3 separate regions of the Homo sapiens genome follow, and regions 1 and 3 are each linked to region 2. The links are chromatin loops, found by intact Hi-C in ENCODE. Cell type or tissue: mammary epithelial cell. All regions are shown on one strand. Links, peaks and the distances in the headings refer to the core of each region. The heading gives the core; the rest is flanking DNA. Region 1 has its middle 80 kb from the start of MEX3C. Region 2 has its middle 220 kb from the start of LINC01630. Region 3 has its middle 100 kb from the start of DCC.

Region 1 (10,942 bases), core at 1,276-9,275, 340 kb before region 2:
GCAGCACTGTTTATTATAGCTAAGAGTTGGAAGTAGCCTAAGTGTTCATCAACAGATTAATTGATAAGGAAAATGTGGTACATATACACAATGGAGTGTGATTCAGCCACAGAAAAGAATGAGATCCAGTCATTTGCAACAACATAGATGGAACTGGAGATCATTGAGTGAAATAAGCTAGGCACAGAAAGACAAACATCACATGTTGTCAGTTATTTGTAGGATATAAAAATCAAAACTATTGAACTCATGGACATAGAGAGTAGAAGGATGGTTACCAGAGGCTGGGAAGGGTTGTGGGGGGCTGGGGAAAGATGGGGATGATTAATGGGTAAAAAAAAAAAAATAGAAAGAATGAATAAGACATACTATTTGATAGCACAACGATGTGACTACAGTTAATAATAACTTAACTGTACATTTAAAAATAACTAGAAGAGTGTATTTGGATTGTTTGTAACTTAAAGGATGAATGCTTGGGAGAATGGATACCCATTCTCTATGACGTGCTTATTTCACATTGCATGCCTATATCAAAACTCTCATGTACCCCATAAATATATGTGCCTACTATGTGCCCACAAAAATTAAAAATTGAGAGGTCAGGCGCAGTGGCTCATGCCTGTAATCACAGCACTTTGGGAGGCCCATGCAGGTGGATCACTTGAGGTCAGGAGTTCAAGACCAGCCTGGCCAACATGGCGAAACCCCATCTCTACTAAAAATACAAAAATTAGCCAGGCCTGGTGGTGCATGCCTGTAGTTCCAGCTACTTGGGAGGCTGAGGCATGAAAATCGCCTGAACCAGGGAGGCGAAGGTTGCAGTGAGCCAAGATTGCACCACTGCACTCCAGCCTGGGCAATGGAGTGAGACTCTATTTCAAAAAATTAAAAAGAATTAAAAAGCCAAAACTAAACCAAAACAACAACAGCAATGAAACAAAATTTTTCAATGTGTTCCACCTTCACCTGTAGAAAAAGAAGTAATCTAACATCTATGTTATGTTCCAGACATTATATTAAATGCTTTGCATGAATTAACTTATCTGATTTTTTCAATAACCTTGTGATGTAAATGCTATTTTTGTTTAGCGTCTCTATCCTACAGACGAGGAAAGCAAGACAAAGAGAAGTTAAATAATTTCTCACAGCTAATAAGAGGAAGAGCGAGGCCTTGCACCAAGGAAATCTGAAATCAGAGTCTGTGCTGTCAACCACTTCATTATCCTGCCTCCAAACTTCTTGTGCCATTGACAAGGTCCTCCACTGCTAACTGGGGGTACTGTAAGCACAAAGACAGTGAGATGGGAAAATGCATGGCGCGTTTGAGGAACAGTCATGAGGCCCAATTAAGCTAGAATGGAGCTGTCAACCTAAAAAAAGACATGAGAAAATTATCCCTAAATATGTTGAGTTTAATCAGGAATAAGAAATAAGGATTATAATTCAGAATGCATGGAATGGCAAACCACCAGTGCATTGAGGGAAGGATAAGAGGAGCTTTTATTAGCAAAAAGAGATTTACATAAGCTGCTTAGAAACAGAGTTCATTGGTTCCTGAGGTTCAAAGCCAGAGTTGTCAGTTTATTGGTAGAGATCCTGTTACTGGGCAAGTGTTCTTCAGAGAACATCTTATCTGAATTACTGCAGTCCTTCAGAGTGTCTAGTGATAAACTTTATCAAATCAGGAGATGCATAAAGGATGTGAAAGGGTTTCTTATGGGGTTTTTAGAAAGTCCTTGGAAAGAGTTCTTATCTCAGATGTGTAAACGGGAGTCCTCTCCTTCATACCTTCTCTTCCTGGCCCTATTTTGCCTGGGTCTGACAAACGCAATTTCATCCTGGTATCTGCATCTTTCACAGAGCCAACAAAGGGAAAAAACATAGTTACTTTATGACAGAGAAATAGGCAGGGGGAAGATCATAGGGGCTTGCTGACCAGGGTAAAGAGTTTGGAGTTTATTTAATGTGGGATGGAAAATCCTTGGAGGGTTGAAAGCAGAAGAGTGATAAAATTTGTTATAGCTTTTTTTTTTTAAGTAAAAAAATTTTTAAAAAAATCTTTTTTTTTGTAGAGTTGGGAGACTCAGTATGTTGTCCAGGCTGGTCTTGAACTCCTGGCCTTCAGTGATCATCCTTCCACCATGTGAGCCACTGTGCCCGGCCATTTGACAGTTTTTTTTTTTTTTTTTTTTTTTTTTCTTGAAGCAGAGTCTTCCTCTGTTGCCCAGGCTGGAGTACAGTGGCGTGATCTCTGCTCACTGCAACCTCTGCCTGATGGGTTCAAGTGATTCTTCTCCCTCAGCCTCCTGCGTAACTGAAATTACAGGCGCCTGCCACTACTCCTGGCTAATTTTTGTATTTTTAGTAGAGACGGGGTTTCACCGTGTTGCCCAGGGTGGTCTCCAACTCTTGACCTCAAATGCTCTGCCTGCTTCACCTCCCAAAGTGCTGGGATTACAGGCATGAGCCACCACACTCAGCTCATTTGATATAGTTTTTAAAAGTTCCTCTGGCTAGCTGGGCGTGGTGGCTCATGCCTGTAATCCTAGCACTTTGGGAGGCCAAGGCGGGCGGATCACGAGGTCAGGAGTTCGAGTGTGCGGCACTGGGCCATTTCCTTCTTCTTGGTCCATTTGCCATTCCTTCCATTGTCTGCCCAGTGAACACCTATTGCCTTTTAAAACATAGTCACAGCCTCCTGTCTGAGGCTTTTTCCAACTCATCACCCTCAATAAAATTATCTCGTTCTTCTTTGCACCCCCACAGAACCCACCCTGAATATTTTATTTGACCACTGTGGATTAATACAAAAGTATATTTGGTTTTTGTCCCCAGTTCCTGGCACGGAGCCACTAAAACCCTTGGCATTTTCTGAGTGAGGGGAGTGTCTTTTGTTATTCATAACAAACCCCTTTCCATCACACCTGAGTTTATGCTAAGGAGGTGACTTACAGTGGGACCCCTAGGTAGCCTCAGGATGGGGCTGGTCACCAGAAAGAGCAAGTGATTAGAGGGTTGGAACTTTCAGCCTCACCTACCGACTTTGGGAAGGGAAGAGGTGAGTGCTGGAGATTGAGCTCTATAAACACTACTGAACAATCCAGAGAGCTTCTGGGTGGTGGACTCATCAAGGTGCCGGGAGGGTGGCGCACCTGAAGAGGGCATGGAAGCTCTGTGCATCACCCCTGCCGCCCCCTTCCTATCCTGCTCTATGCATCTCCTCCATTTGGCTGTTCCTGAGTTGTATCTTGGTAAATGTAAGCAAATTGCTTTCCTGAGTTCTGCCCACTGTTCTGGCACATTATTAAATGGGCTTATGGGAACCTGGAACTTTGTTGCCGAGTTGGACAGAAGTGTGGGTAACCTGGAAACCCAATACTTGCAATTGGCGCCTGAGGTGGGGACAGTGTTGTGGATCTCAGCCCTTAAACCTGTGGAGTCCGGGTAGTTAATGTCAGCATTGAATTGAGTTGAGTTGTAGGCCACCTAGTTTGTGTTGGAGAATTGACTGTTAGTATGGAAAATCCTCATATTTGTTTCTGACACCAAAGTATTGCAGAAAAAAAAAAAAACCTTTAACCACTAACTTATTTTTTTTGTGTTTCTGCCTTCCTTTTAATAACCATAAGCTCCTACGGAAATAGGAAAAAAAAAAAAGACCATACCACTGTTATTCCTGCATGCTATCTCAGAGCTGTCTGGTATATTGGACGCATTCAGTAAATATTTACTGGTAACTGAAAGAGCTAACTAATTCATATCTGAAGTTCATTTGGGTTGGTGGACCTTGTGTTGACGGTTTCAGTTTCTCACTCCTTGTTCTTTTATGATGCAATGTTCCTGAAATTTGAGAATTAACAATTTTCTAATCTTTATGAGCTTTAACTTAGTTATGATACGGTGTAATATTTTACATTTAAGGTCTATATTTATCTATCCTGCAGCATGCACTTAGCTTTCCTGATAGATAACTGAGTTAGCTCCTTAATTAAGTAGTCTTTTTCCTTTTTTCCCTTATATTGCCCAGCAACTGGTCTTGGTGTGGCTACAGTTTCTCTTATTGAGTCTGGGTGGAGACAAGATGGGACTTCAAAAATCCTGTGGCTTTTCTCCAAGTCAAAGCAATCCCATCAGGGTGAAGTTTTTGGGCAGCTGTCGGCTCAGCTGGGGCCAGGCTGGAGGCCTGAGCTACTGTCTGTTTTGCTGCATTCTTGGCTGAAGGCCAGGCTGAGTTTCTTCTGAACTTGGATAGTGGCTTAGGCGAATCTGGCCTGTTCAGCAATTGTCAGGTTCCTTGGTTAGAAGAGTAGCAGCCTCTGGAGATTAGGGGGGAAACGTTCTCCACAACCTGGCCAATGGTGGGATGTTACAGTGAAAGCACATTTTTGACAGAATTCTGCCAGATATACAAGCATAAAAATAGTCACACATTGTGCTCCTTAAACTCAGGGGAGGCCCCTCTCACTGACTTCATCAAAGGGTTACTTAGAGGTGGATGCTATGATTTCTGATGACTTTGAAGTCAAGTCAATCCCAGAGCCTAAGATTGGCCATCCTGGCTATCGTACATCATTGCAGCCACTTTGGATTAAAATGTTAACATGAGATATTGGTTGGAGTCCCTAAATTGTGGGGACAGACACTTTCTCTAATGTTTTCTCCAACGGTATTAGATCCTGGGCTTGCCTGTTCCTTGCACTTCATTCATGTAGGCATGGGAGGGTCTGCGTAAATTTTTCTCATTGTGATAAAATATACATAAAATTTACTATTTGAACGGTTTTAAACTATACAGTTTTGTGACATTAAGTACATTCATCATGTTGTGCAACCAGCACCACCATGCATTTCCAAAACTTTTTTATTTTCCCAAACTGAAACTCTATATCCATTAGAAAATAACTCTCCTTTCTCCCTTACTCCCAGCCCTGGGAAACCACCATTCTACTTTTTGTCTCTATGAATTTGACTATTCCAACTACCTCGTATGAGTTGAATCATGTAATATTTGTCCCTTTGTGTCTGGCTTATTTAGCATTAATGTTTTCAAGGGGCCTGGATAATTTTTATGGCAACCTTATTCCTTGAACATCACTCATTTTGCCAGTGTCAATTATTTCGAACATCCTTCATGCTATTTTACAAACCTGTGGTGTGGACTTAAGTAACAATCAGTATTTGAGGGGCTGAGTAGCCACCGCTGGATTGTGAATTTTTGCTTGGGGTTCTTCATATGCTAACGAATCACCCTTGACACATTACATAGCTCATTCCAAAGTCTTTTAAAAGTAAATGACCACACTGACACTATGACATAGCCAAAATTCAGAAACTCCTGACAGAGGTAAAGTAATGAACATCATAAAGAAGGGGCTTACCACTGGATGTCAGGATCACATTTTGGTCCTGTGAGGCAGGGGGGTTTTAGAGATACCTAGAGTTTTGCACAAAACTCTCTCTTTCGTGTGTGTGTGTGTGCGTGTGTGTGTGTGTGTTGTTAGGGTAAGAGTTCAGGACTTTCATCAAATTCTAATGAGGTTCCTGATCTCCCTAAAAAAAGTTATGTCATATTGAAAAGGGAAATTCTATTTTCTATAAAGTTTTGAATACAAAACAATAGAATAGAAATAGATAGCTATAAGTAGATAGAAAATAGAAAGCATAGGAATAGAAAGAACAGAAATAGAAGGGAAAAATTCTATTTCCTATGTTTGCTATAGTGTTTTGGAGAGAACAGATGGAAAACAGTCCGTATATCCAGGTTGGGTGAGAATACTTGGAAGTATTTCACTGCGTGTGTGTGTGTGTGTGTGTATGTGTAGGGGGATTCCTTAGTTTTCTTATTTATTTATTTATTTATTTATTTTTGAGACAGGGTCTTGCTCTGTCATCCAGGCTGGAGTGCAGTGGCATGATCACAGCTTACTGCAGCCTTGAACTCCTGGGCTGAAGCGATCCTCCCACTTCAGCCTCCTGAGTAGCTGGGACTACTGGCGTGCACCATGACGCCTGGTTTCCTTAACCTTAATTATGTTATGGCCTTCAGTATAGGAGCCCATGCTCTGTAATTTCTCTTATTGGAGCCAGTGATTTTACATCAGGCTTGCAGCCTTAAAGCTTTTCCTTACCCACAGGGCAGCCCCATCACACACCTCTAGGGGGCACTGTTTGCTTTCATCCTCTATGACTGGCACCTGCTGGAGATGGGCAGTGCACTTTCATCCTCTGGCATGGCTGATGTTGGGCAGTGCACTTTCATCCTCTGGCATGGCTGATATTGGGCAGCGTTGACTCCCAAGGCTTTCTTGTGAGTACAAAGGCCATGGGTCTTCACCGATCCCATCTTTCTCAAGGCCAATCTACTCTTTCAGAGAGATATGTTTAGCATGGGCTGTGGAAAAGATCAAAGAATCAAGAATAGAATTCTTGCCTCTGTGTTCCAAATTAGCAATGGGATTCTTGGTATTTTGAAAATATTTTTACAGTGATTGGCTAATGAAGGAGCCCATGGAGATAAATAACATCAGGAAGCTTTCAAGGCTAATAATACCTTAATTTTCTGTTGTAACCTTTACTCTCTAGACTTCTAATCGATATGCCAGTTTAGCAAGCTGATGTAAATATTCTTTCCTACTTGGAATGCTCTTCTTCACTATGCCTGTTTAATTTCTCTACATCCTCAAAATCCCAGTTCAAGTCCCACCACCTCCAGGAAGTCTTCCCTCACCACTTTCATCCACAGTCACTGTTCCTTCTTCTGAATTTGGTACTACTCAGAGCCTGCATCTCACTATTAGCATTCACCTAGTGTGCACTGTTGGTTTTCTTTTTATATGTGTGTATTAGGAACTATTATCTTGTCTAATTCTCATCGCAGTTAATTTTTGTTGCTCTGTGGTCCTCTTTTCCCACTGAGGATGTGGCAGCTACTATCAGGGGGTGAAGAATTAGACAAATAGCCCTCAAGACCACCCTCACTTCTGATACCAAATGTAAGTTCAGGGGGTTCCCAAGACCATCCCCACATTTGGTCATTTGCTAGAATTTTCTAGAAGGATTCACAGAGCTCACTGAAGGCTGTTATACTCATGGTTACAGTTTAGTACAGGGAAAGCATACAGATGAAAATCAGCCAAGGGAAGAGACATGTAGGGCAGGGTCCAGGAAAATTCCAAGCATGGAGCTTTCAGCCATCTTCTCCTAGTGTCATGGACAGTGTTACTCTTCCAGCAAAGATATTTGATAATACATATGGAGTACTGCCAACCAAGAAGCTCACCTGAGCCTGGGTGACCAGGGTTATTTTATTTTAGAAATAGGGTCTTGTTCTGTCATCCAGGCTGTGGTGCAGTGGCACAGTCATAGCTCACTGTAACCTCAAACTCTTGGGCTCAAGCAATCCTCCAGCCTCAGCCTCCCAAGTAGCTGGGAATACAGGCATGCGTCACCATGCTTGGCTAATTTTTAAATTTATTTTGTAAAGGCAGGGTCTTGCTATGTTGCCCAGGCTGGTCTTGAACTCCTGACCTCAAGTGATACTCCCACCTCAGCCTCTCAAAGTGTTAGGATTACAGGCATGAGCCACTGTGGTAGTCTAAGAGTTTGTACTGAGGTTTCATGGTCAACTTTCCACATGGCTGACCTCAGGTTCCAGTTCCTCTAGAGATTGAACTGATATCATATGACTCAAATTTTCACTATAAATCACACTGTTGGACTTTCTGGTGTAGTCCAAAGTCCCTTAGAAAACAAGGACACTGTTATCAGGCAGGACATTCCAAGGGCTTAGAGATGACTGCCCAGGGGCCAACAGCAAAGTCCAGACCGCTCTTTGAGCAAAGTTAAATCATTTACTACACAGTGGGCTTTGCAAAATCTAACTGAAGACTAGAGATCAATTTCAGTTCCTGACTTCCCAGATAGGGTCTCAGGTACATTTCAGAGATAATAATCAGGATTTTCATTTGCAAGATTTTTATGTGCAGAGCCAGCTTCTTTGGGAGAAGTAAGGTTTGTGGGTTCTATGTGAATCAAAGCTGGAGGATTAGAGTTTTGAGTTTATTCATGTTAACAATAGGAGAGGAAATTAGGTAGGATGTCATATAGAGCAATTTCTCACCATACAGGAAGGCAGTAAAGACCCTTTCTGGGCTGGAAGGAGGAGACTGGGAGAGAGAGAGAAAGGAGACAGGAGAGAGGTTCTCATTTGCCCCACTCGTGGGGTTGAAATCAAGGTGTGGGGACAGGTGGGGTCAAAGGCGGCTCAGATGCATTTAAGGATCTGGACACAGAGGGTACACTTGCTCTTCCTTCTGTCTGGAAATCTTGGACACCAGCTCAGAGAGAAAGACCTGCACAAACAAACTATAAAGATTGAGCACACATGAAGTTTTTTGAGTTGTAAGCAAACAGCATCCCACATCAAAATGGCAGGTGTGGGACAATGTGCATATCCATTGTTATGTTGCATGATCCATAGATGAACAGGAATCTGTCCACATCAATGGCAATGGTTGTGTTATTTATTTATTTATTTATTTTTGAGACAGAGTCTTGCTCTGTCACCCAGGCTGGAGTGCAGTGTGCGATCTCGGCTCACTGCAAGCCCTGCCTCCCGGGTTCATGCCATTCTGCCTCAGCCTCCCGAGTAGCTGGGACTACAGGTGCCCATCACCACACCCAGCTAATTTTTTTGTATTTTTAGTAGAGACAGGGTTTCACTGTGTTAGCCAGGATGGTCTTGATCTCCTGACCTCGTGATCTGCCCGTCTCGGCCTCCCAAAGTGTTGGGATTACAGGCGTGAGCCACCGCGCCCGGCCTGTTATTTTTTTAAGGCAGAGTAGGCAATTTACATCTTTTCTTGTCTTTCTTGGTTAGGTATCTAATCTCTAAATTAAAATAGTTGTGGCCAATTATATCTGATCACTTATGACTATGTCTTCCTTGCTTAAATGTTGTCAATAAAACTCCCTGTTTCTTGGCCCAGCATTCAGGCCTCCAAAGTTTGGCCTCTGCCTTCCTGCCTGACTTCATCTTCTATTCCTTCTCCTTAGACAGTGCCTGCTGTAACAACATACTGCAAACTGAGTGGCTTAAACAGCAAATATTTATTTCTCACAGTTTTGGGGGATGGAAGTCTGAGACCAGGGTGCCAGCAGGGTTGGGTTCTTGGTGAGGGCTCTTTTCCTGGTTCACAGGCAGCCATCTTCTTGGTGTGTCCTCACACTGGAAAAAGGAGAGCTGACTAGCTCTCTGGCTTCTTCTTTTTTTTTTTCTTTTTTAGAGACAGGGTCTTTCTGTATTGCCCAGGCTGAACTCAAACTCCTGGGCTCAAGCAATACCCCTGTCTTAGCCTCCCAAGTAGCTGGGACTGCAGGTGTGTGACACTGTACCTGGCTTCTGGCCTCTTCTTATGTCAATGAAAAGAGTCAAACTGTGTAAAATATTTGAAGAGATTTACTCTGAGCCAAATGTGAGGACCATGACTGATGACACAGTCTGACGAGGTCCTGAGAACATATACCCAAGGTAGTTGGGTCACAGCTTAATTTTATACATTTTAGGGGGAACAGAAGTTACAGGCAGACATCCATCAATGCATGTAAGGTGCACGGTGGTTCAGTCTGGAAAGGCAGGACAACTCCAAGTGGGGTGGGGTGAGGTGGAGGCTTCCAGGTCACAGGTGGTTTCAAAGGTTTTCTGATTGGCAATTGGTTGAAAGAGTTGATTCTCTCCTAGATCAGGGAAAAGACCTGGAAAGGGAAGGAGATTCTCTAGAGAGTAATTTTCCCTACAAGAGGCAGCTTTGCAGGGCCATTTCAAAATATGTCAAATAAATAAATTTTAGGGCAAAATACTTCGATTTCTTTCAGGGCCTACTATCTATCATGTGATGCTATAGTAGAGTCAGGTTGGAATTTGGTATCTTATTGCTGCAAAGAGTCTGTTTTATCAATCTTAAGATCTCTGCTTTAATGTTAGCACTGACAATTTGTGCCTGAATTCCAAAAGGAGGAGGGTATAATGAAGCATGTCTGACTTCCGCTTTCCATCACAGCCTGAACTAGTTTTACTTTGGAATGCCCTTGGCTGAGAGGGGGGCTTCATCAGTCAATTGAAGGGCTTAGAATTTTATTTTTGGTTTACACATCTAAGAACACTAATCTCATTCATAATGGCTCCACCTTCATGACCTAATCATCTCCCAAAGACTCCGTCTTCAAATACTGTTGCTTTGGGGTTAGCATTTCAACATACAAAGTTTGAGGGGATACAAACTTCAGTCCATTGCAGATAAACTACTCTCAGCTAAATGGAACTCAGCAGTTCTTGAATGCACTACCCCATCTTTTTGCCTTTACTTAGACTGTTTCTTCTTCCTGGACTGTCTTTCCCCCATTTCTGTCAGGCTTAAATTCCACTTCCTCCATGAAGTCTTCAACTTTCCACACTGGAAGTTAGCCTCCCATAGCACAGTGTCTTTACTTCTCTTACAGGATTTTCAAAATGTACCCATCTGTCATTATCTGAGTATAAGTCACATACCTGATTGTTAATTTCTGGAAGGCAAAGATTATGTCTTTCTTTCTTTCTTTTTTTTTTGAGGTGGAGTCTTGCTCTGTCTCCCGGGCTGGAGTGCAGTGGTGCGATCTCAGCTCACTGCAACCTCTGCCTCCTGGGTTCAAGTGTTTCTCATGCCTCAGCCTCCCTAGTAGCTGGGATTACAGGTGCCCACCACCACACCCAGCTAATTTTTTGTATTTTTAGTAGAGACAGCATTTCACCAGGTTGGTCAGGCTGATCCTGAACTCCTGACCTTAAGTAATCCATCTGCCTCAGCCTTCCAAAGTGTTGGGATTACAGGCCTGAGCCACTGCAGCCGGCCATGTCTTTTTTTTGTTTTGTTTTTTTTTTAAATCTCCATGTGTCTAATAGCAC
Region 2 (10,942 bases), core at 1,485-9,484:
GAAGGGGCTTAAGGGATATAGGCAAATTGGGGCTTGGAGTTGCTTTTGCAAATAACTTTTCCTATCTGTCATCTGTGTCAAAGAATAGGGATAGGACAGTAGCCATGGAGTTAATTAACTCGTTTGGCGCAATGACTAAGGCCAGGCTAGTTGTCCTGTGTTGGGTTGAGAAAACCCACAGTCATTAAAAGCAAGTCAACCTCAACATCTATAGCTACTTTATTTTAAAATGAAGTTATTACTTCAAATCAAAAGTGCATAAAGAATTTCTGAAGAGTTTCTAAGCCAGAAAATTTCAGTTCAGGTTGGTTTGAAATCACAGGTAGTCTTTCAGTTTTCAATTTCATCAGAGGTGATGCTTCATAATTTGAACTTTTGATGCTGAAAATTGAACTGAAAATGAGACTCAAGACTCTCCTATAGTTCAACCATTCTGCCTTATTGGTATTATTATTATTATTATCACTAGGTTATCTTGTCCAAGGTGGAGAAGAAAGAGAGACCCAGTCTTTGCCTTTGAGATATACAACCACAATTCCAGGAAATACGTTTTTCAAATAGCCTGTGCATGGTGGGGAGTGGGGTCTTCTATTGATTTGAGACATGGTCTTTTCCACACTCAGGCACAGAGTCTTTTTTGCTCAATTTCTACATTTTAAAATTCTTCCAGTGGAAAGAGAATCAACATAGCTCTTAAAGAGGGGACAACTGCATGGAATTCACAGAGCAAATTGCCTGATTTTATTTTAACCCTTGTACACAGGCAGGGTTGGGAATTTATTGGAAGACCTGTCTTTCTTGCTAACGTGTTAACATGATATTCCTCTTTGGTTAATACATTTAAGTATTTACAAAGGTCTCTGGAAAAATAATGTGAAAAACTAGTTGCAACTCATGTTTACCCGGCCATGAGATGAATCTAGGATTTAAAAAAAAAAAAAGTATATCCTTAACTCATCTAAAAACTATAGACTAAAGAAAAAGACCCACAGTAAATATTTTCTATTTTAAAGTTAATATTAGTGACTACTATCTTTCTTTGTGTTGTCAGGTTCTCTCTCTCTGTGGTGTGTGCGTGTGTGTGTGTGTGTGTGTGTGTGTAGTAGTGCAACCTTCAAGATAAAGCTTTTTCTACCATCTTTGGTATACTTTTTAACTTGAGAAAAAATACTACCAGCTTACAAAAAATTCAAGACTGCATCTAACTAATCACAGAAAGTTGTATAAAAGAGCTTAGCCCTAAAGCATATGTGGGTCATACTAAAGTAGATGCCAGGCAGGACCCTGGGCTCATTGTTCAGAGCCTGTTCATGTCATGTTGCTGTAGTCAGTGGGTTAGTGGGTTCACTCATAACATGCTACATATTGATAATGTTGAATGGTATGTAATTTTTTTACCCTTATTGCTAATGTGAGACACTTCTGGTTTGACCGGTATCTGTGAGGGGCAATGAGAACGGTTCATTATTATCAAGTGAAAGACTTAAAAATATTGAAGCAGGGGTGCATCCCATGGGTCATGTCCTTCTCCACCCTTAGAGAGGTACCAAGTTTGCTGACTCCTTTCATACATCAAGATAGTGGAGATTGGGGTGAGCAAATGGAGAAATCAGGACCAGTGATTTTGGAAAGAGGTTGAGGGAGGGGAAGAGTCAGGAGAAGATGATGCTCTTAAAGAGGGCTCTTGGGAAAGAGAAGAGAGATTTGGACTACTATGAGTGGGATTCTGAGAAGAAAAATGGGAAAACATAATCTTTAGTATTTGTGTGTGTGTGTGTGTGTGTATGTATGTCAATCAATTTGTATTTCCACTTTCTGAAGTCTTCAGAAAAGCTCCAATCAAAATTGCCTTTTGCCACTGTCAACAGCAGGAGATGACCCAGTTTTATAAATGAAGGAGTGTTTATTCCACTTTACACCAAATGTTTTTGCCACTTGCCTTTCAAGCTTCCAGATTAGTTATTAAAAAGTTTCTTCAAATTATTCTCTGGTCTTGTTTAGCTATTAGGCAAAGGGTCCTGTAGCTTAGTGAAGGTCTGAGAGTGGGCACCTGGCCCAGATCTGGCTGATTGGACTAAAGAGAACTCTGTTGGAGGCTTCTGGAAGAGATGTTTTCTAATAGAAAGAGAGGGTTGTCTACAAAGAAACGGTTTCCTTCTGTCCTGGATGCCTCTTTGCTCCTGCTTTCTATGGTGTTGTGATGAACATGACTGTATTAGTCCATTCTCATATTGCTATATAGAACTGCCCGGAACTGGGTAATTTATAAAGGAAAGAGGTTTAATTGACTCACAGTTAGGCATAGCTTGGAAGCCCTCAGGAAACTTACAACCATGGCAGAAGGTGAATGGGAAGCAAGACATCTTTTTCACAAGGTGGCAGGAAGGAAAAGTGCCAAGTGAAGGGGGGAGAGCCCCTTATAAAACCATCAGATCTCTTGAGAACTCACTCACTATCAGAAGAACAGCATGGGAGAAGCTCACTCATTATCAGAACAGCATGGGAGAAACCACTCAATTACCTCCATCTGGTCCCTCCCTTGACATGTAGGGATTATGAAGATTGCAATTCAAGATGACATTTGAATGACCATGAAGTGGCCCTCCAGGGGTGGAAGGACAGCCTGCTGATGGTGGAATGGGAGGGCGGAAAGCCTTGGTCCTTTATGGCATTGTTGAGCTATTGAATTAGTTCCAGATTGTCTACTTTGGAGCACTGGTTCCAGTCTTCTAAGTGCTGTTTCTAATTGGTATACTTCTCTGTATTTCTTGGCTTTTGTTAATCAATAATAAATTCCCTTATGGTTAAGCTACTGACATTTAACTCCGACATGGAGCCAAAGGTGTTAGTAACTGGCACACAACACATTAGAAACTTTTGCCATTTGTAACCACTTCTTATGTGATCAAACAAAACAGAAATATATTGGAAATTAGAGCTTATAGAAAACTGCAACTGTTATCCATAACATTTAGTTTTCAATATCTGTGGTCATCAGAATCATCTGGCTTCATTGATTGACTTCATAATAGGCAAATATCACAAATGAAGTCAAATTATAAATTTTAGTTGGTAAAATTTTGCAATTTGCCTGTCTTACATTGGTTCCAATTAAGATTTCATTTGAAAAAAGCTAAAATAATTGAAAACCACAGCAAAAGCCAAAGGGAAGCAGGGTAGTTGAATTCATGTTTGTGTATATATGCATGTACTAATCACTGCATTCATCTGATCATTTAAATTCATTGAACCCCTCCTATGTGACATCGACTGTTCTGTGGGCTAGAGATTGAGAGCATAATAGAACACAGACTCTGACATCTATGTCAGGAACTCCATTTTGGTAAATGGCAACCACAATTCAGTAAGATGTTCAGGCTGAAAGCCATGTTGTCATTCTTGAATAGTATGTTTCTCACACATCCTATTTGTAATCCATCAGCAAAGCACTTTGAGTCTCCTTTTACAGCACTACCTGACTCTAACCTCTTTTCATGTTCTTCATTATCCTCACCCTAGTTCCAGCCAACATCATCTTCCACACTTATCCTTCTCTATGGTTTCTTCCCATATGGTAGCCAGAATGATTTAAAAAAAAGAACATAAAGGAGGTCATGACATTCTGTTCTTTTTAGCTCTTCCATGGCTGTGTAGTACTTTTCTTATTTACTTTTTAAGTGGTTTTATTTTATGTGCAAATAATGAACAAGTATTTTACCCATAAATTCTACTTTCCAAAATCAGGAGCGTTTTTAAAAGAAAGCCACATAACAGCTTTTAAAAGGCACTGGGATTCCTCTGCTTCTGGATTATTGCTAGGCTAGAAAAATAAAGTTTGTTCTACCAGGAATCACAAGTTAGAACTGAGTATTCTCCAAATTGGAAATTCTAGAGTATAGGGTCACTCCAGGCAAAGATTATTCAATTCTCATCCCCAACTACCTATCAGAAGGGTTAAACAAGGTCAAAACAGTCCAGCATAATTAGGCTTCATCAAACAATGTCATTATGCTCTTCTAAGATGCAAATAAACCAAACAGGAAATACTAAAATCAAAATAATATTTGACACTGTCATACAAGTTGTTAGTTCCTTGTTGTATCCTCCCCTTCTATAACATTAATAAAGAGAATATTTTCTGCAGAGAATATTTTATTTTACATATCACTAGCCATGAATTTTTGCCATTAGTTATTATACAAATGCTGCCTAGTGCCATTATCCAAATGGCATAAGCATTTTATGTCCACAATTCACTTCTATAGTTATAAGTAGAATTTTCATGATTTACGTAAGTACATCTATCGGTGAAGGTTTAACACTGAGATGCAATCTAACATCCGTGTATCTGATGTTTTGTAGGAAATATATATTTTAATCTCCTTTCATTTAAGTGATCTTATGTAAAAAATAAACTAATAATTGAGCAGTTCCAAGTCTCCAAGGGGCATTTTCAAATGTACATAAAAGAAATGATTACAGAGATGTTTAAGAAGCATCTTCATGTCCACATCCTCTTGTAACTGCTGTACCATTTTCTCTTCCAACTGCTTCCCTTTGCCTGCAAGAGGGGCTCAGATAAGCTGTATGTTTTGCTTGACTTATTTGATGTCCTGAACTTTCTGTAGCTCTTTATTCTTCTTCAATCTGTTCATTATACATTTAGCTTGGTGTTTCTGTTTGATCTCTTCAACCGTCTTCATTGCATCAATAGTTTTCTTCCATAGCTCTCACTGGTATGTGATAGGTTCATTTCTATGTTTTTCAAATTCAAATGAATGATCCACTGTAAGCTCTTCACCTGCTGCTTTCTGGAATGCTTTGGTCCACCTAACTTTGCGAGGATTGCACTTCTTTTTAAAGTTTTTATGACATTTAGATTTACAAAATCTGAACACCTTACAATTGTTGCAGACAAACATCATGTCGTGGCCAGGGTAGATGGGCCCCGAAAAGAAATAACACTTTTTTTTTTTTTTTTTTTTTTTTTTTTGAGACTGAGTCTCCCTCTATCACCCAGGCTGGAGGGCAGTGGCGCGATATCGGCTCACTGCAAGCTCCGCCTCCCAGGTTCACGCCATTCTCCTGCCTCAGCCTCCCGACTAGCTGGGACTACAGGTGCCCGCACCATGCCCGGCTAATTTTTTTGTATTTTTAGTAGAGACGGGGTTTCACCGTGTTAGCCAGGATGGTCCCGATCTCCTGACCTCGTGATCCATCCGCCTCGGCCTCCCAAAGTGCTGGGATTACAGGCGTGAGCCACCGCGCCCGGCCAGAAATAACACTTCTGATATGCATGTTGAACCCACGTGGCTCCCCACTGACCAAACGCAAACTTGAGAATGGCTGTATATTACTATTTAAAAAATCCAAATTCCTGTTCCTCGCATATGAAGTTTCTTTATGATCCAGCACCAATTCTCTCCCAACATAATTTTCTACCCTGCTGTTTCTCGTTGAATTCAGTCCAAGCATTCTGGCCTCCTTGGTGTTTGCTGCACACCCCAGCTATGTTTCCTCCTTAGTAACCTCGCCCTTGCTGATCACCTAATTCAGGTCTCTGCTCAAAGTTACCCCAGGGAGGTTTTCCCCTGACTCATTTATATTCTTCTCTATCACCTTACACTGTATTGTATATCTATTAGTTTGTAATCTACCTCCTTCACTTGAACATCAACTCCATGACTGCAAGGACTTCACTGTTCTGATGAATCTGGATAGATGGGTGGATGGATGGATGGGTGGATGGATGGATGGATGAGCTCTGGGTGAGTTGCTCCATTCTTTTCAGTCCTGATTCTTCCCTGACTGGTGATGTCTTCTGGACCAGTTTTTTTTTTTTCCTCTGTGCCTCTGTATTTGCATCTGTGAAATAAGCGGAAATTTCAAGCCGTGGGGTGGGGAGATTTTTAATGGCAGGCCTGTTGGTTCGCTTCCTTTCCCACTGCTTGGGTGGCTTTCTACTTCATGCATCAGGCCAGCCGGTTGCCAGGCAGGATAGGAAGCTGGACTATGAGCAAGTGCTGACTAATGCAGGCATCTCTCACCTTATCTCTGAGACGAAAAGCCAGCTCAGTCAGCCTGGGGCAAACAAACACATAGAGTCAGCAAAGACCTCTTCTGGGCTTGCATCTTTCTGGCACCCTTCCTACTCCTGTTGACCCATTTCCTACCAGGAACATAATGCAATCCTGATACCGTGTGCTTTCATCCTAAGAGGGTGGATTACAAAATTTAACTCATCCACAACTATCCAGTAAATATTTATTCCTCTTTCAGGCATCTTTGCATGGATTTCACAAAGAGCAGTCTATTCTCACCCTAAAACCATACACTCCTTTTGTCCAGGTCCAGCTCCTTCACAGCTGTGTGTTAGGGCAGGTGTCTCTACCTTTCTGAGCCTCAGTTCTTTCCTCTGTAAGATGTGAACACTAAGACTCATCTCATGTCATTGCAATGACAGTTAAATAAAGTTACAAGTAGAAGGTACCTGACACAATGCATACAGCAGCCCCACAATAAGAAAAGACTGCAGAGAGAAGGCAGTGGATAACTCAGTGAGATTTTGGTTCACCTTGACTTTCTAGAATCCTTTAAATTTCCTCTGTATGCTATTTCTGTTTAAATAAATAGCCAATCTTGCTTATGAGCACAGAATTGGGAAGTGCTAGAACTGAGGCTGAGATAAATCGGAAACAATAGTTAAAAACATTAATGCATTCACAAACCTGGACCCATTTCAGCAGAGCCTGTAGCCTGCACACTGTTGGCCATTAGAAAAGCTGCTGGGCCCACAGCCTGGCTTCTTTCCCCCACTACCTGTGATGCTTTCCCTCCAGGGTGGGGCGAGCCTGCTGGAGAGTGGGGGCTGGCCTGGACTACACGTCCCTAATCTGTAATCCTAGCCTGGCTCTGGAGGAGGGGACTCCCCTCTTTCCATCCCCAAATGGCAGGGATGAGGATGGAGGTGGGAGTCCAGCTTGGTCATTCATGATGACGTGTACCAAGCCTGTGAGAAATGGAACAGAATGAACACACACAGATTGTCCTTCATGGAGCTCCGCTCTTCCTTATATTTCATGGTTTGAGCTCCTTTGTGCCGGTGTGAGGTGGGGTGGTTTGGGGCTTCTGCCAGGAAACAGGTGGAGTCTTGCCAACACCTCTGCTGGATGCTGGAGTTTGCCGGCAGAGGAAAACCTGTGTTGAAAGGCCAGAAATCTGCCGTTTCCTGTATGTGGGTGAGCAAAGTAGTTTTGTTTACCTGGAGAACTAGTTTTAGAGTCCATGGCAACCACAGTTTTTGGGGCAGAGTTACTCTGAGATGTCCAGTCAGACCAAGGGCTGGGAAGTCCCTGGATCTCCCAGAAAGGGAGGCTGGCTTCTGGGCCAGGATGAGCAGTCTGGATTCCAGCCAAGGGGAGAAAGGAGAGAAGTCAAAAAGGAGGCTGAGGTGTCAAACTGATTTCCCCCTTGGGGCTTTTGCCTGTCTTCTCTCCGCAGTGCTCGCCCTCCTCCACGTGCATGGCTTCCTCTTCCCTCTGGTCTTGCCCTCAGTGCACCTTATCCCTGAAGCTTGGCTGGAGCCCCTCCTTCCTGACATCCAGTGCCCTCCACTTCCTATCTCTACAGTGTCCCCAAGTGTTTCCTTCTATATTCAATGGGCCTATGGAGGTCTAAGTCAGTATCTGGCAAATAAAGAATAACTTTGATCCGATTAATTTCCCAATTCATCAATGTATCTACTTTGTAATCAATTTCCAGAATATAACAAAGCTGTCTTAATTCAACATAGACTGTAAAAACTAAGTAATTCATGGGCTAAAGCTTTCATTTGGCAAAAAGAACATTAAGATGGGGGCCTGGGAAATGTGTCCTCCTCTTGTTGTAAACAAATGCTGCTTATCTTCGGGTATAGAATTCTCACTCAAGGCATATCTGTGTGGTTAAATGTGGGCCACTTTCGTAAAGTTATTATACATTTAGTGTGAAAGGAGTTACAATCATCATTTTACTTGAAGCCTCCCCCAAGCGAATGATGAAGCCCATTATTTACAATCATCATTTTACTTGAAGCCTCTCCCAAGCGAATGATGAAGCCCATTATTAGCGGGACAAGATTAACTTATTTTTACAAGAAACATATGGCAAGCTTAGATGGAGTGAAAACTTCTCGCTTTAACCACCCATGTGTGTTTATAATTAAAGAATTTTAAAAAGAAATGCTGTAGAAATGTTAATTGCTGAATCTGTATGTTTTACCAGGCTGGGACAATTTCTAAACACAGTAATCATATTAATCATGGCAAGATTGTTCCGGTTTGGTAGAGAAGGAAAGCAGTCAAACTGGCCACACAACTAGCTCTTCCATGGACCATTATTGTTTTTTCTTTGTTTGTTTTGGTTTTGGCTTTTTTGTTGTTTAGTTTTTTTTTTTGAGAGGGAGTCTCGCTCTGTCACCCAGGCTGGAGTGCAGTGGCACCATCTCGGCTCACTGCAACCTCTGCCTCCTGGGTTCAAGAGATTCTCCTGCCTCAGCCTTCTGAGTAGCTGAGATTACAGGCATGCGCCAACACACCTGACTAATTTTGTATTTTTAGTAGAGGTGGGGTTTCGCCATGTTGGCCAGGCTGGTCTCAAACTCCTGACCTCGAGTGATCCACTCGCCTCAGCCTCCCAAAGTGCTGGGATTACAGGCGTGAGCCACTGAGCCCCAGCCCCATTGATCATTATTGATCACCTACCATGCCAGACATTTTCTAGGGGTTAGGAATTTAGCAGGGACAACAGAGATAAACCTGCCTGCCCTCATGGAACTTTTATTCCAGTGGGGGAGACAGACAATAACAAAATAAATAAAGTATACAATATATTAGAAGGCGACATGCACCATGGAAAAAAGCAGCAGAAATGGGGGTGGAGTATGCACTTTAAAATGGGCCCATCAGGGTGGCACTTAGGTGACATTCAGGCAAATATTAAGAGGTCAGGGGGAGGGGCACGATAAGCAGAGGGAAAGGCCAGTGCGAGGGTCCAGGTGTTTTGAAGAAGAGCAAGGAGACCAGTGTTTCTGGATGGCAGTGAGCCAGGGGACGGGGTGGGAGGGTTGGGGGTAGGAAATGAGTCAGGGAGGGAAGGGGTGCTGAGCACCGAGGGCCTACATCCAGTGGAATAATCTATGTGCTTTATTCCAAGTGAAATGTGAAGCTAACCCAAGGTTTCACAGAGGAGCTACATGATCTGACTCACAGTTTTAAAAGATTCCTGGAATGAATCATTTGACAACCTGCGTTAGTTTGGCCAAAACACCCAAGTCAAAAAAAAAAAAAAGGCTTGCAGGCAAGGTCACCCCTAGGTGTAGTGGGGAGTCAGATGCAGATTCCTGTACATGACACTAACACTACCACCCCTTAAAACCTCTGTGTTTTACTCTCAGGAATGTCAAAAGTTAAAATCAAGGGTGAAGGGGTTACAAGCTCTGGAACTATTTCTGCTCCAAGAGGCCCAAATTCCTCACCTTCCTTTTTTAAACTTCCCTGATTGAAGGAAGAAGGTGGAACTGGGGGGTGGGTCAGGGGAGCTCAAGCTGGAATCTTCATGCTGATGTCCTGCCAGGATGCTCCTGGTCACAGCAGACCTCACCCTAGAGGATCTTATGCTAAGATTGCCTGAGTCACCCTTCTCTTCTAAATGTTTGGTATTGATGCCATTATTTATTTCATGGCCTGTGAGCAGGCCTTTTTATACAACCTGGGGCACTTTGTCTAACATGGGATGTTTGAATTATTTTAAAGTTTGAGAAACAGCCAGGGAGGTGTGGTTTGGATGCAACATGGACTCTCTGGGGTTTTTGATTTGTCATGATGAAAATAAGGCAACAATTCTTGGACCAGACTTTTCCAACAAGTGGGAACAGGACAACGTTGGATGTCATCAGTGAAGCAGAAGTATCCAAAGGCTTAGGGAGAACAGATTGTAGGAGACTGGCTCACACACTCCCTAACTGCTTCCCCACAGAGGGCCCAGAGGCCACTCCCTTTCCCAAGGCTGCTGAGACACACTTGTGAGAGGAAGCCCAGCATCCTTGAGTAGCTCTGTAGTGCGCCAGGAGTGGCACTGGGCATGGCTGCCATTGGATAGGACTCTGACTTTAGTGGTGATGATGAGAGGGGCTGGCAGGGACCAAGGGGCGCTATTTAATTATCAAAGACAAGATGGGTGTGGCTATTGTAAAGGTTATCAGAGCTGAAGTAGTCATCAGAATAGTATTGAGGAGAGCAAAAACCACCTGGTGACCATCAAGTAGGCTACCTGGAGCCAAAAGACTCCTTATTTGAGGAATTTAGAAGTAATTAGACCTCTCTATTATCTGAAGTCCGAAACTGGTTCCAGGCCTCTTTTCAACTTAAAATTTATAAGTAACTAGAATTTTCATACATCTCCAGAATCCATGCATGCTGAAATTCATTGTGCAACTCTTGCTGACATTAAGGCACCAAAATGTCTACAAATGAAATCATTTATCATGCAAACTACCATTTAGCTCCCACTTTAAGGTCCATAAATACCCTTAAGGAAAAATCCACCGGCTTGCTCTGTCCTGTCTCGCTGAGGAGCCCCGCTGTCCTCTTCTGCAGCATTCTTTCTTTTTAATAAAACTTTCCTTCTTCAAACCTATACTGTCATCAGTAAATTCTCTTATCAACCCGTGAGATGACCACTTTCTGATGCTAGGGCTCTGAAACCTCGCCCAGCAAGTATGACCCACAGAAATCACTGTCTTGGCTGTTGATCATGATATTCCTTGAGCAGAAATAGATGGCCAGACTAAAGCAATCTCACCTGTTTTGCATAGATGGAAAAGCTCTAGATCTGGCTAGTGGAATCACCACAATAGTAGGTCCTAGCCCCTCACCCAATTCCTAGCTTTGAACCAGTTTGTAGA
Region 3 (10,942 bases), core at 1,026-9,025, 620 kb after region 2:
GAACAAGTCAACAGAAAATCACTAAGAACATAAAAGAGCTGAACAATATTATGGAACAATTTTGATAGTTGATATTTAAAAGACACTTCACACAACAATGGCAGAATGCACATTCTTTTCAAATACACAGGACACATTCACCAAAATAGACTATTTTCTGAGTTATAATTCAAATCTCACCAACTGAAATGTAAATTTACATAAATGGTGTTTTTTTTCAAAAAATGAAGTTAAAGTAGAAATAAGTAACAGAAAGATACTTGTAAAGTCTCCAAATATTTGAAAATTAAGCATTACACTTCTACCTAGCCCATGGGTCAAAACAGAAATAAAATGTTGAATTGACTCTATGTAAAATACAACATACCAAAATTTGTGGAATGTCGTTTAAGCAATGCTTAGAGGAAAATTTTTATGTGTATTCAGAAATCTAGGAAAGTCTAAAATCAATAATGGAAGGTAATATCCTAAGAAACTAAAAAAAAGTAAGGTAAATTCAAGGAAAACAGAGAGAAAGAAAGAAATATATTACCAGAAATCAATGAACTTTTAAACAGAATAAAAAGTTTTTTATTTTAAATTTATTAAACCAAAACCTGGTTCTTTAAAAAGAATTGATGAAATTGATGAACCTTTAGCCAAACTGATCATGAAAAAAAGAGATACAAAAATTACCAATATATGTAATAAAAGCAGAAACATTACACATTGTACAGATTAGTAAGTATATATTAAAGGGATTTTGTGGAACAATTTATGCCAATGAATAAAATAAATATCATAACATAGATGAAAGTCAAATTACTTGAAAGACACAAATTACCAAAGCTCAATCATAAAGAAGTAAATGGCCGGGTGCAGTGGCTTACGCCTGTGATCTCAGCACTTTGGGAGGCCGAGGCAGGTGAATACCTGAGGTCAGGAGTTCGAGACCAGCCTGGCTAACATGGTGAAACCCCGTTTCTACTAAAAATACAAAAATTTAGCCAGGCGTGGTGGCACGCACCTGTAATTCCAGCTTCTCAGAAGGCTGAGTCAGGAGAATCACTTGAACCCAGGAGGCAGAGGTTGCAGTGAGCTGAGATCACACCATTGCACTCCAGCTTTGGCAACAAGAGTGAAACTCTGTCTCAAAAAAAAAAAAAAAATGTAACCTGAATCACTCTGTATTTATTACAAAAGTATAGTTAAAACTCATCCCCAAAAACAGACAAACAAGCAAAAAAAAAAAAAAAAAAAAAAAAAAGTCGAGGCACAAATGGCTGCATAGGAAAATGCTAACAAACTTTTCGGAGAAAAGTCACACCATTTCTATACAAATTCTTCTGAAAGAGAAGGAAACATTCTTCAACTCTATATTGATGCTAGCATTAACTTGCTGCCAAACAGTAAAAAATGTTACAAGAAAAGAAGTATACAGACCAACATCCTTCATGAGCCTATTTGCAAAGATCCTTTAAAAAATATTACCAATAAAATCCAGCAATATATAAAAAGATAATACACCTTGACCACATGGTGTTTATATACCAGGAATGCAAAATTGGTTCAAATTTTGAAAATCTGTCAATGAATTTCACCTATATCAACAAAATAAACAAGAAAAAAGGTGATCATCTTAATAGATGCATTTTAAAAATTGACAAAATTCAATAACACTTTACAACAAAACCTCTCAGCAACATACAAATAGAAAAGAACTTCTTCATTTTCTTAAAGGATATCTTAAATGCCATATATGGCTAACATTCTATTATACAATAAAAGGCTGAATGCTTTCCCTTTAAGACTGGGAACTAGGTAATGGTTCCTGCTATCTACACTTATATCCAACATTTGCTTTAGGTTCTAGCTAGTATGATAGGGCACCAAAAAAAAAAAAAAAAAAAAAAAAGTCATGTGGAACAGCCAGAACCCTCATATATTGTGGTGCAAGTACAAAATAGCCACTTTAGAAAATGGTTCAGTAGTTCAGTATGAATTTAATAAAGGCCAGGCAAAGTGGCTCCTACCTGTAATGCCAACACTTTGGGAGGCTGAGGCAGGAGGACTGCTTGAGCCCTGGAGTTTAAGACCAGCCTGGGCAACATAAGACCCCATATCTACAAAAAAAAAAAAATTAAAAATTAGCTTGGCATGATGGGCTGTGCTTGGAGTCCCAACTACTAAAGAGGGTGAGGCAAGAGGATCGCTTGAGCCCAGAAGTTCAAGGCTGCAGGGAGCTATGATTGCATCACTGTACTCCAGCCTGGGCAATAGAATGAGACCCCCATCTCTTAAAAAGAAAAAAAAAGAATTTAATTATATACTCATAATCCAGCAATCCTACTCCTAGGTATTTAAGAAAAATGAAAAGTTGTATGCACATAATACCTATACATGAATGTCTGCAGCAGCTTTATCTATTGATACATAATATATATTTGTTTATATTATACATAATTATATATAATATAGTATAATTTATATTATTTATATAATATGTTGTGTACAATATGAATAAATATATATATTATGTATAAAGCTGTGTATTATCTTTATAGATATGTAAAAAGCTGTAATATATCTTTATAGATAAAGCTTTATATATATTATATATTAAGATATGTATAAAGGTGTAATATATCTTTATCTATAGATAAAGCTTTATAGATACATTATATTTATTTACATATTATATATCTTATATATATATATAGAATAAATATAGAAGCCCAAACCAGAAGCAACTCAATTGTATTACAGCCATACAATGGATTAAAAAGGAAAAAAAGGAGTGAACTACTTACATATTTAACCTCATGGATTAATCTCAAATGTAGCCTGCTGAGTGATAAAAGCCAGAAACAAAAGGCACTTATTACAGAATTCCTTTTCCATGACAGTCCTACAAAGACAATTTCATAAGGATGAATCAGTTGTTGCCAAGGTCTGGGGATAGGGTAAGAGGATTGTCTACAAAGAAGCAGGAAGAAAATTTTTGGAAGTTGAAACATTTTACATCTTGATTTTGGTGGCTATCTCAATGCTGAATAAATGTGTGAAAACTCATTCTACTCTACACCGAAAATTGAAGAATTTTATAGTATTAAATTATTCTTCAATAAACCTGACTTTAAGAATATATATTATGGACCATTTTAATGAAAATGGCCATCCAAGGTAAAATATGGCTGTAATTAAAGTATGCATAAATCATTCCGTATATACTCTGGGTAAAATTCAATAACTATCTATTGAACTTGATTTGATAACCTGGTGGAGGGGTGGGCAGGGGGGAAGACAATAGCATTCTAGAGCCTCTGCCCAGGTACATTATCAACGATGAAGGGTGCCTTGGTTATTTATTGAGCATTAAATGATTGAAAGGTAAAAAGTGATTCTGAGGCTTTGTGATTACAGTGGTAAATTGAACACGTGTGCTAACCTTTGTTCTCCTTCAAAACCCTAGTAACGTGGTATTGAGTCGTGAATTTTATTTTTTCATTTTATTTATTTATTTAAAAAATCAAAAAGGAGAAACCCACCAAGACCAAGAAAATTATAATGGATAATAACAACATACTATAAAAACTGGAAGGCAGATGACAAATTGTAACAGAGAACAGACTTTAGGAGCAGAAAACTAAGTGAATTTGGCAGAAACCCTAGAAGATGAAGGCAGAAAGGTTCAGGTGGCACAGGTACCTCTGACCGTGGTAAAGAAGAGGAAAAGCAAAACAGAAGGATGGGTGGAAAGTCTGCATAAGAAGTGGTTTAGTTTTCAAATCTCCTCTCTGATGCCCCACAGATGGGCACATGATTTTATCCAACATAGCAGAAGATTGAACATTTATTCCTTAGATAGTGTGAACCAGAGGACTGCTGAATATTAGGCACGGATAACATCCTGAAAATAGTGCATGCATGCTCATCTTCCAGAATGCAAGCAGCCAGGATTATTTCCTTTCATAAGGGGCAGTGCTCACTTTGTTCAAGAGCAACATTGGTTGTTTGAATTGACATAAAGCAGACAGCTTTAAGAAGGTACACAGAAAAGAAGGCAACAATATAGCAGAACAGCACTCTAGGGTGGTCCCACAACTCTTAGGCATGGCTTCAAAATTTCTTAGCCACTGCAGTCTTGGGAAATGTCTGGTCACAAAAAGACAAACTTGGGTAAGGCAAGGCCATCACATCACGGGAAAACCATCAGTTCTTGGGTCTCTTCAGTTGTTACATCTTATTAAGCAATAGCTCCTTCAGGGCTACATGAGCAGTGCTCAGCTTCTTGTTCAGCTGTAACTCATGATTCATTACCAGTTGTTACTCATTATAGTCCCAACAATGAGGCACTTGTGCTTGGTTTGATTCATAGTTGCCTCAGCTGAATTCTCACCTATCCTGGGTAGAGTACATTGATAAATCCTTTGAGTTAGTGTAACAAAAGGGATTCAATCTAAGCTCAAATCCTCAGTCATCCCTGAAGCTAGAAGAAGGGTCACAAACCAATATCGTGAGACTGTTCTCCAAGGGTCATGCTTCTACATGTTTTGTCAGTAGATATATAGAGTACCCCTCAGTCCAGATTATTGTTTCAAGGATGTTTAATAGTCTTTGAAGCAAGGGATAGTGTCTCTCTCTTAAGGCAAACATTCCTTTTTTTTTTTTTTTTTTTTTTTTTTTTGAGATGGAGTTTCGCTCTTGTTGCCCAGGCTGGAGTGCAATGGTGCAATTTCTGCTCACTGCAACATCTGTTTCCCGGGTTCAAGTGATTTTCCTGCCTCAGCCTCCAGAGTATCTGGGATTACAGGCATGCACCACCATACCTAGCTAATTTTGTATTTTTAGTAGAGATGGGGTTTCACCATGTTGGTGAGGCTGGTCTTGAACTCCTGACCTCAGGTGATCTGCCCACCTCGTGCCTGTAATTCCAGGCATTCTTTTTATCCAGTACAACAAACAAAACGTCTGCCTCTAGAGCAAAGGGTAGGCAAGCTTACCACATGCTATACAAGATTCTGGATTCTCTAAACTCAGACTAACTCTGTATTACTCTGGATTCTCTAAACTCAGACTAAACTCTAAACCCCTGTAACTCCACTCATAGTGTATTCAAGCATCCATTTGATATAACCTCAATAACACTCAAAACTTCACTCTGTTTGGTGCTCAAACCTCAGAAACCATGCACCATAATCCGTTTGTTGTTATCTAGTGGTGACAGTACAAGATCATTAAGCCAAATATTCATTTGCTACTATTCTGAAATATTCATTCTGACACTTTTCTCCTCTGATTCTTCCTGCCACTCCTGGTATCATTCATTTGAGCTTTTAGGACCCATATTCAACTTTAAACAGATTCCTCCACTCTTCAAATTCCTTGTCTTAACATACCTGTCTTTTTTTCATAGACCCTACTTCCCTTTTAGTATTCTGCAAAGATGACACTTCATGTTCTTACATCATATGTACTTTGAGTTTTGGGGATGGTCTTAGAATTTTGTAGCTACTTTCAGACCATAACTTTTCTAGAGCCATGCAATAATTTACTCCTCCTTTGTAATGTATGCCCCCCAGATATAGCATTGATTATCTGACTACCCGTTTGTCATTTGAAAGCCCCTTAGTTTAAAGCATTGAGAATTTTTATTTGGGACCAGTTTTTCCTTTCATCCTCATCCCTGTTAGCATCAATGGCAGCATTAATACTCACATCACTCATGTAAACCCACCCAATAGCCTGACCTTACTCATTTGAGAACTTCCATCTATGCTATAGGTTGGTAGCTACTTCCATGGTCCAGTCCCATCTTGAACCTATCCCTGGAAAAATGCCACACATGTGACATCATCTAAAAACATAATTACAATGTCTGGTGACAAAATTCTCCAGGGTTTTTCCTCTTTTATTTCTACTTCAATATACACAGACTTTGCTGAGACCTCCCTTCCTATCCTCTATTTTCTTCCAGTTTCATTGTTCTCTCATGGTGTTACTTTCTTCCTCTTCCAGTATATCCTCATGATGCTTCAAATTACTGTTCAGATAGCATCTTCAGTGTCCTCTGGACTACTAGACACAAGAGACTTTTTCCTCCTTTTGCCTTATAACATGCTACTATTATAGTCATGGTAGCGTTTCACCGTTTTTACATGTTCCTTTGTCTCCTATAGGAATGGAAGCATCATGAGGGTTAGGGTTCGTCCAGTTTGGCTATGCACACATATCCTCAGCACCTGGAACAGTTAAGAGTCCATATTAATGACTCAAGAAATACTTAGTAATCAAACCAATGAAGCAAATTACAGAATGAAAGACCTTGGTTTATTCCAATAATTACTAGTCTGCAGACAGAGGTTCCAGAATGAGTTTGATATGACTCAGAGAGTGATTCCTTCAGGATATAGATGATCCTCACAGAGAATTATAAAGAGAAAGTGATCAGCTCTTAATTCAATATATCAATCACTAGCAAGTGATTTTTTTTTTTTGTCCTTGGCTTGCTCTTTGAGAAAATCGAAGCAGTTAATTGAAGGTAAGAGGCATGATGAATTTCACCTGTCAGATTAGACACTTCAGTCTAGTTGTAAATTTATTGGCTAAAGTTTTTAGCCATACCACTGAACCTGAAAATGTTTTTCTCCCCGATACCATAATATTCCAAACTTGGAAAAAATAAACAAAACACGCTTTTTTTTTTCTCAAATGGCATGTAAACCCTTTTTAAATTTTGACCCCAAATGCATATTCTTTACCAGTGGGTCAAGAATTAGAGAGGTGGGAGAAAGAGAGCTGGAAGTGAAATCAGAAGTTTTATCCCTTTCACTTTGTGTTGCTTTGGGCAAGTCTCTTTACCTCTCTCAATGTCAGTTGCCTAAATTATAAATAAAGACAAATTTTAACATGGATTATAAATATCAGAAGATAACATGAGGCAAGAAATTTATAAACTGTAAACAAGTCATACAAAGATCAAGTACATTTGTGATTTAGCATTCAGTTAGCATTTCATAAGGGGGAAAAACAATGTATCACTGTAATATACTTGAATTACTGTGATGTTACAGGAGACTCAGAAATGTTGACCTCTGTTGTCACAATAGATACAAATAGACATCTGCTAATTCAGATGTGGATTCCAAAAGATATATTCAAGGAAATAACAGCTTGTTTTCTCCCCTGAAATGTGTAAATTCCCTTCTATTTCATATTCTTCAAACCTTGCTATTATATTTGATTGTGTTGAATATTTCTATTTATTTTCTTTCCTTTTTTGTTCCAATGGATACATAAATGTTTTTTGGAAATCTAAACATTGTAACAGAAGTACAAATACATTGTTAATACCTTCTTACTCCTTGTCCCTATATGTATATGACTAAAACTTTAAAAAGTTAAAGACATTTAAATATTTAAATTCTACAGTTGATACGATTGATTTTAAAGAAAATTTATAATTTGTGGATAAAGTGACCAACAAGTGATGGTTGAAGTAGTGTGAAATTATGCTGAATCTAGAAGGATGAGTAAGAACCAGTTGTGATGTAGACTCTGAGTATTAGTCTTAGTTTTGTTTTGTTTTGTTTTGTTTTTGTAAAATTTGGATCACAGGATCGCTTTTAGTCTTCCAACTCGTATTTTTTCTATGAATATCTTGTCTGGGAGAAAAAAAAAATAAGAGATATTTCTGTGAGTGAAACAAAGGAAAAAAAAATCAAAGATGAGGTGGTGGGATTATACTTTCCATTATGGGGAATATCTGGCTAAACTGAGGTGTTCTGTGCAGGCACTGTGTGCTATGTGTTTCATATAACATGGTAGTTGACTATACCAATCCATTTTCCCCTTCTTCTTCATTAACAGAATTCTTGTTTTGCTGAGGGTAGCCATGTGCCCAGTTAAAACACCCCTCTCCTCAGACTCTCTTGAGGCCAGAAGTGGCCAAATATCCTGGTGTGGCTAATAAAATATGAGTGGAAGTTACTAGGTTAGGCTTCCCAGGAAACGTTTAAAAAGATGGAGTCAGCAGGTATGCACCTTCATCAGTCCCTCTCTGTGATGTTTTGCTCTCCCCTTAATTTGATGAAAGCAGTAAATCAGGCCTGAGGTGAGACAACCATCTTGGCATCATGAGGACAGAAGTCAACAAGAACGGTCGGGCAAAACCCAGAAGGTACCTGAGGAAGGTAACATCCTGAATTATCTTACCAGCCCACACTGCCTATCTCCATATGAGAGAAGGAAAAAAAAAAGCTTGTATGTTTGAAGCTACTGTACTAGGGTTTTCTGTTGGTTGCAATTAACCATAATACTAACTAGAACACATATTTTACATCATTTAATAGTAGCAAAAAGTATGCCTTAAAGAGATTTCAAAGAACTTTTTTTATTATACTTTAAGTTCTAGGATACATGTGCAGAACATGCAGGTTTGTTACATAGGTATACACATGCCATGGTGGTTTGCTGCACCCATCAACCCGTCATCTACATTTACATATTTCTCCTAACGCAATCCCTCCCCTAGTTCCCCACCCCACGACCGGCCCCGGTGTGTGATGTTCCCCTCCCTGTGTCCATATGTTCTCATTGTTCAACTCCCACTTGTGAGTGAGAACATGCGGTGTTTGGTTTCCTGTTCCTGTGTTAGTTTGCTAAGAATGATGGTTTCCAGCTTCATCCATGTCCCTGCAAAAGACATGAACTCATCCTTTTAAAATTGAAGTTCAGGGATGTTAAGTAGTTAATTAAGATCACATAGCGGGTAAGATGATAGAGTGGACCTTGAACTTCCAAGTAGAGCTCATTGCCATTCATAGTACAGTAGACAGGTGAAGAGATAAATATGCATGTTTAGAAAACACAGACAAGAAAGTCTCTTCCTTTTTTGCAACGATGCTTTAGAGCTTCACAGCAACAGAGAAACTGGAGAATAACAGTTTTTCTCTTAATTCCTTTTCTTGCCTGAAAAGACTGGCAGAAAAAAGACTTCCCAGTTCTTATGGCCAAGAAAACGGGAAGACTTGAACTCATCTGACCTGGAAAACAGATATGAAAAGGCAAATACTCTTCTTCTTCCCTTCCCTTCCTCTTCTCCAGAAATTGGAGTGGATTGTAAAGACAAGCTGGCCTCAAATAGACACACACACACACACACACACACACAAAGTATACTGGGTGCCTATGCAGAAATGAGTAAGGTTGAGGTTTGTGACTTTGCTACCAAGTCCTGAGAAAACTGGACTTAAATTTATACATAGAAATTCACCAGCAGTCTTCGACTTACCACTTTAGCAGGTGATTCGATACCACAGAATGGGGATAAACAAGATATTACCTGTGTATGTGTGATAAACTTGAGTGCCTACAATTGATGAATTTCATATGTGAGCATCCTTGTGATCCCTGGTACACACCCTCTTGTGTATCTATGTATCTAGGGATCTGAATAAACAAATAACTACATTAGCTTTTGGTTGTGCAATCAATCAGTTGAAGACTTGGGAAAACATCCAGGGACTTTTGAAATCAAGGCTCTTTACTTTCTCCTTTGGTTGCCTCTATGATTCTAATGTTTAATAAGAATTGAAGACTCCCTAAGGAAATGAACAGGAAGGTATTAACCTTCCTGTTAATGTACACATGTACACATCTGTAACATGTGTCCAGATGATATTTTGCTATGTCCAACCCAGTTTTTTTTTCTTCCTTTCATTTCCTTTCATTCAAGCAGGTATCATTGACCCGGGGTAGGAATATAGCAGGAGGGAAAGTAGGGAGACTTTCAGGTTTTATTTTGAAAAGGCTAAGACACTCAAGGGGTTTAACATTTCTGGATGTGGACAAAATATTTTGGCAAGAAGTGAGAGAAGAAAGATTTCCATGACAGTAGGTGCACTCCTTTGGTCTGTGGGGAGAGTAGAGTGATGGAAACAGAATGGCCTGTGGGTCCTAGAGTGATAGAACAATACATCTTGATTACTGAGCAGAGTCAGAGGAAAAATCCATAATTCCTGCACAATTCACCAAGGTAGAGAAACTTTGAAAAGGTCCCAGCAGAGAACTGGGACAAGCATTCCAATTGCATTAGAATTGCAATATCAGCGTTCTCCACTACAAGTTACACTAACTGGAATGCTGTAGTCTCAGTAGCTACGTCTATGGACTAAAGACAAGGAAACTGATTGGCTTCATTTTCCTTCCAGGAAATACTATGTATAGTTTCTAAAGATACAGCACAAACTGGGAAACGAGGAAGACTCTACAAAAGATAGAAATTGTTTCTAGACTTCTTGATAGGATGGAGATTGAAAATAGAAAATTTAAGTTGACATAGAGAAAAACGGAGTTATAAACTTGAACCATTTGAGATGTAAACCCTGTTTTTATATTCCTCTGGTTTCAGATGCCTAAGGTAGTCTGAGACAATTTTTAACATTCAGTTATTATTATAGAAGGATATATACACAAGGCTACTGATTGTACCACTATTTGTAAAAGCCAAAAACTAAAAATGACCCAAATGTTTACCAAGATGTGACTGATTGAATCAACCGTGGCATGTTCACTCAGTAGAATACTGTGCAACATAAAAAAAAATATACTACTATGAATTGATCTTCTGAATATATTATTGAATGGAAAAGCAAAGGGAAGAAAAGTATAGTTTGCTAACACTTACCCACTTAACCCACATTCACACACACACATACACACACCCGTATACTCATATTTGTTTGTATTTTGAAAAAATTGATAAACCAAAATCACTTCTTAAGAAGGAGGAAAGAGGTTAAAGTGAATATGAATAAAATCAGGATTCTCTGAATATGCTTGCTTTTTGTTGGTTCAACTTTCAAAATTATTCAAAAATTTTATGTGACTTAAAAGCACAATTTATTTATTTTAAAAGTTTAAAAATATAAAGTAAAATAAAATAAACCTATTTTTGTATCCA

The links. A loop is a pair of places that touch in the nucleus more often than their neighbours do. Peaks named below come from ENCODE experiments on the same cell type or tissue, not always from the same donor. Only the 100,000 strongest peaks of a DNase experiment are listed, where the experiment ranks them.
Region 1: a loop joins it to region 2, with 9 times the contacts of the local background. A loop is called at or near these places in 2 of 110 quality-filtered maps.
Region 3: it touches region 2 in a loop (5-fold over the local background); 2 of 110 quality-filtered maps call a loop at or near these places.

Annotation. Positions count from the first base shown.
Region 1 is chr18:51,272,072-51,283,013 of GRCh38, forward strand. No RefSeq gene overlaps it. Among named protein-coding and RNA genes, the nearest start is that of MEX3C, 80 kb to the left of the region's middle. In mammary epithelial cell, for the core only: a CTCF peak has its summit at 6,161 (motif pointing right); a DNase peak (open chromatin) is centred at 6,160.
Region 2 is chr18:51,608,144-51,619,085 of GRCh38, forward strand. It overlaps the pseudogene RSL24D1P9. Among named protein-coding and RNA genes, the nearest start is that of LINC01630, 220 kb to the left of the region's middle. In mammary epithelial cell, for the core only: no CTCF peak of the experiment used is centred there; DNase peaks (open chromatin) are centred at 6,068, 7,298 and 9,228; H3K27ac peaks cover 3,245 bases.
Region 3 is chr18:52,233,451-52,244,392 of GRCh38, forward strand. No RefSeq gene overlaps it. Among named protein-coding and RNA genes, the nearest start is that of DCC, 100 kb to the right of the region's middle. In mammary epithelial cell, for the core only: no CTCF peak of the experiment used is centred there; DNase peaks (open chromatin) are centred at 2,891 and 4,331; H3K4me3 peaks cover 917 bases; H3K27ac peaks cover 4,199 bases.